Regions from separate parts of the Homo sapiens genome. Here region 1 is linked to region 2. The links are chromatin loops, found by intact Hi-C in ENCODE. Cell type or tissue: GM12878. All regions are shown on one strand. Region 1 overlaps SLC22A23 (solute carrier family 22 member 23). Region 2 overlaps SLC22A23 (solute carrier family 22 member 23).

Evidence for each region. Peaks named below come from ENCODE experiments on the same cell type or tissue, not always from the same donor. Only the 100,000 strongest peaks of a DNase experiment are listed, where the experiment ranks them.
Region 1: it touches region 2 in a loop (2.1-fold over the local background); 2 of 110 quality-filtered maps call a loop at or near these places.

The regions. Positions count from the first base shown.
Region 1 is chr6:3,332,022-3,334,521 of GRCh38, reverse strand. The region is part of intron 3 of SLC22A23 (solute carrier family 22 member 23); the gene reads left to right. Among named protein-coding and RNA genes, the nearest start is that of PSMG4, 74 kb to the right of the region's middle. In GM12878, no CTCF peak of the experiment used is centred here; a DNase peak (open chromatin) is centred at 1,041.
Region 2 is chr6:3,382,629-3,385,128 of GRCh38, reverse strand. The region is part of intron 3 of SLC22A23 (solute carrier family 22 member 23); the gene reads left to right. Among named protein-coding and RNA genes, the nearest start is that of SLC22A23, 73 kb to the left of the region's middle. In GM12878, no CTCF peak of the experiment used is centred here; a DNase peak (open chromatin) is centred at 1,438; H3K27ac peaks cover 1,300 bases.

The sequences.
Region 1 (2,500 bases), 51 kb after region 2:
TTTTTTTCATTGAAAAAAAAAAAAGTCACATGCCTGCTGTTGGTTAAAAAGCCAACATCTACGCTGGGCGCAGTGGCTCATGCCTGTGATCCCAGCACTTTGGGAGGCCGAGGCGGGTGAATCGCCTGAGGTCAGGAGTTCAAGACCAGCCTGGCCAACATGGTGAAACCCCATCTCTACTAAAAATACAAAAATTAGCAGGCACGATGGAAGGTGCCTGTAATCCTAGCTACTCAAGAAGCTGAGGCGGAAGAATAGCTTGAACCCAGTAAGTGGAGGTTGCAATGAGCCAAGATTGTGCCATTGCACTCCAGCCTGGACAACAAGAGTGAAACTCCATCTCAAAAATAAAAAAATAAAAACAGCCAACATCCAGTTACCCCAAGGCCAGTAGGCCAATAGGTGTTATAAACTCTAAAGCAGCTTAGCTTTGTTTTATTTTTAATATGCTAATGCTACAATGGAAAAATTAATTATAGGATCTCAGGGCTGAGATGTATAAAACTCTTCAGTGTTCAGAACACTGCTTTTCAAAGGGTGTTCCCTGAAGCAGCAGCATCACCATTCCCAACCTCATCCGCTTATGAGGAGGATTCAGTGGCTAATATTTGCAAAGTATACTGCAGTGGTTCTTCAGCTGGAGCCAGCATCAGAATTACTGCACAGCTTGTTGACACAGATTGCTGTTCCCAGCCTCAGTTTCTGATACAGTAGGACTGAGAAGGGCCCCGACTCTGTGTTTCTGAGGTGGTGGCCCCAGGTGAGGCTGCTGCTGCAGGTCTGGGGCCACACTTGCAAACCACTGTCGGGGAGGCACTCTCCTCTGTGTGGTCGCAACATGGGGAAGCAAGAGGGCAGGGATTACTATTTTATATAGCATGGTCAGGGCAAAGCTTCTGGGCAAGATGGCTCTTAGAGACCTGAGAAAAGGAGGAGGGAGATATGCAACTCCCTGGGGAGGACAGACGGGGAGTGCACAGCCCAGAAGGGGGGTGTGCTTGCTGGGTTAGAGGAGCAGCAGGGAGGCCAGTGTGGCTGAAGTGGAGCGATGGGGCGGGGAGGGGCAGGTGATGTGGTCTGAGGGATGCGGGAGGGGTGGAAATCACATGGGTCACTGTGAAAGACTTTGCTTTCACTCTGAGTGGAACAGGAGCCCTTGGAGGGGCACGTGTGGTGTGAAATTAGCTATCACCCAGAGTGATTGTGATTTTATGATGCTGCCTCTTCTGAACTGACCGTATTTCAGGGCAAAGAGCTGGCCCTTGTTGCTGAATACAAGTTCTTCCTTCCAAAGTAATTCAAGGTGAAAACAGTATACAGTGAAGGATGGAATTAGAAAATCAGATCACCATTTTGCACTCCCTACAAAACCTTTAGGGAAAATGTTGGTGAACAACTCTAGGATGGGAGGCTGAGGCGCCGCCGCTTTGCTCCATGGGTCAGTGGTAGCGTCATTCCCAGTAGGTGACCTCCTGCGGGGCAGCACCGTGACGCACAGGCACCAGCTGCGATACGCTCTTCCAAAAACCTGAACCTGGGTCTCACCAGACATTAGGTGGAGCTTCCAGTTTAGAGATTAAACCAGGGCATGAAGGAACATGTGAACGACATCACGGGACAGTCACATAAAACCAGCGGTTTCTTCAAGTTCCATGGGGAAAGAGGGTCGGGGGAAGTCTGCTCTAGACTGAAGGAGAATTAAGATATGTAATATGTGGATCTTGTTTGGATCCTGATTTAAAAAAAAAACTATAAAGAGACTTTTTTGAAGTAATTGAGTAGGTTGGACACAGACTAGATATTGAATAATATTAAAGAATTATTGTTAATTTTGTTAGATGTGAAAATGTCTTTTTTAGGAGAGACATATTTGTATTTAAAAGTAGAATGACATGATTTCAGGAATCTGATTTAAAATATTACAGAGAAGAGAGGGAAAGAGGCAGAAGAACCAAAAGGGCAACATATCCAAAATATTCATGACATGATTCTCTCTTCTTTGTGAATATATGAACATTCAAAAGAAAAGTGTTTTTAAATCCAGATGCAAGAGAAGATGGGAAAATGAGAGAAGAAGAGAAAAGAAGACTTACTTGGAAAGACTAAGTTGCTAATAATTCTTCTCTATTTAGAAGTATTATGCCAAAGAGTAAAATATATTTACTATTACTAGATGTCACACAGTAGTGATGCTGTGAACTGGTATTGAGATCTATTCTGTTTACCATACGCCCAGCCCCTGATTCCCTGATTGCTTGCCAAGCTCATAAAATAATGACAATTGATGATGACACTGATGATGAGAAATAAAAGTCAGATCATCTTCCCTGCCCTCCGACAGCTGGGGAACTGAGAGCATGCTGTTATGGGACAGAGCTTGAAGTAATTTAGGGCTCGGCTGTTTGGCCACATGCCTCGGAGGTTTCAAATCTGAAGGCCTGTGAGGCTCCATTTGCTCAAAAGCGTGATATAATTCTACAAACATGGTCACTCACTGCGT
Region 2 (2,500 bases):
AACTGAAAGTGCACCCATTTAACAACAAATTCCCATTCTCCCTCCTCTCCCCAGCCCTTGGTAACCGCCGTTCTCCTTTCTGTCTCTATGGATTTCACTACACTAGTGCCTCATATAAATGGATTCATACAGCATTTGTTTTTCTGTGACTGGCTTATTCCACTGAGCATAATGTCCTCCATGTTCAGACATGTTGCAGCAGATATGAGAATCCCCTTCCTTTTTAAGGCGGGATCGTATTATATCGTATGGATAGGCCACATTTTGTTCACCCATTCACACTTAGGTTGCTTCCACATTCTCGCTATTGTGAATACTGCTGCTGTGAACACATGTGTGTGTTTTTGAGTTCCTGCTTTCAGTTCTTGAAGGACTATACCCAGAAGTAGAAATGCTGGATCATATGATTTGGGGGACTTTTAAAATCACTGTGTTCTTTGGAGGCTATCTGTGAGGTTCTGGCTTAACTTACCATAAGCATTAATGAATAAAAGTTTTTATTGACATTTTTAAAAATAGAAATAACAAGCAAAAAGAATGTGGTAATTATTTGGTAATTAAGGTTCAAGTTCAAACTAGGTAGTGTGATGATGAAACCAAAAGGCAGCTCTGTTCCGTGATTTATTTTCTTTGTATCATTATCTACCTCCATGTTTATTCTTGCCACCAGGAAAATGTGTTTTTTAAGTGATTTTCCCACTGATATGATTTAGAAGTATTTATAAAGTATTTACAGCATTCGTAATTTTTACTTATCTATACTTTTAAAGGATTAAGAAACATTCTTAGACAGAAATGCTTATTTAACATGAGTCTGAGATTAAAACCTATTTTTATAAAGCAGACGTATGATAGGAGATTGTTTACTTTAGAGAAGGAGCAACCACTTTGCAAAGATTCACTGTGAGATGTCTTTACAATTGCAGCCCTACAGGTGCATGAATATTTAATTCAATGTACTAAAAGTCAATTTATACAAAAATGTTTTCTCCTGCTTGTAGCAGTCTATAAGCATCTGCTATGATAATGAAGCACCTCATGCAATTTTGGCCTGGCACCGTTTTTGTTCTTCTCAAGTAATAGGGGTGTACATCATTACTGCGGACATCCGGGAGCTGGCACCGGTCTCAACCCAGCAGAAACCTGAGGGACTTTAGGGTACCAGAGGAAGCTGATGTTGCCACAGCCAGAAGAATCTTGTAAAAAGGCAGCTCTGATCATGTCACTTTACTCCATACCATAAATCCTTCAAAGGCTCTCATTGCTTTTAGAATAAAGGCTTTCTGTGGCTGGTCAGGCGCATAGTAGGACCTCAGGGGGCCCTCTCAGCCCCGTCGCCCGCCCCCACCTCACTTGCTCTGCCTGTTTTGCTGAGCTGGTATCAGTTCCTTGAAAACCTTGCAATCTGTGTCATCACTGGACTTTCGCCAGAACACTCTCCTGTGACTTTTTCTCAGGGTGAAGTTTGCTCATAAAGTCCTCAGATAAGGTTGGCGCCACTTTTTCTAGGGATTTTCTTCTGACCCCTCACATCAGAGTCAGAGGCCCCTCCTCCGTGTGCCTGTAGCACTCTCCACTGTCCTAGTCACAGAATCATAGCGCTCGTCACACTGACTCTGTGTTCAACATGGTTTGGTTTTATTTAACCACGGAGTAGATATAAAAATACTAATAAGATATATGTCAGCTATAAAGGATTCTACACCGTGCACGTTCATGTACTCACTACCCGGCTTTGGTGCCTTTCAGGCACCCTGGGTGTCCCTCCCCAGCCCCACCCTCAGAGAAAAAACCAGCCAGAATTTTGTGTTATTTGTTCCCTTTTCTTTATTATTTTACCTCATCTGTTAGTATGCATAAACAGTACATCATTTAGTTTTGCATTTTTAATAAGTCAAATCATACCGTGTGTGTTCCTCCATACGTTATCTTTCACTCAGCATTATTTCTGAGATGCCGCCTGTGTTGATCTTTATAGCTTTATCATTTGTTTGTTTCTCTGCTGTCTGAATATGCTGCTATCATTTGGGCTGTCATTGCTTTTATACATCTCTCTATTCCTTCTCTTTCCCTTACACCCCCATCTTCACCCTAACACACAATTTTAGTCTCCAAAAGGAGTTTATCTTGCTCGTTGTTATGTCTTAGGATCTGGCATAAGAAAATGTTTGTTAAATGAAGTGCATACCCTTTGGTCTGAGAGTCTGTCTGTAAACAATGAGTGAGTTTACCATTCCATCATTCCATCAGTAATCAGCAGCAATGCCCTTCTTTGGCAAGAGCTCTTTCCTCCCTACACCTTCCCTTGCTATAATACTAGACTAGGACTCAACAAACTTTTTCTGTAATGTCCCAGATGGCAAATATTTTAGGCTTTGCAGGCCATATGTTTTTTGCCACAGCTACTTAATCCTGCCACCATAACATAAAGCAGCCATAGATGATATGTAAACAAATGGGTGTTACAATAAAGCTTTATTAACAAAAGCAGGCAGTGGGC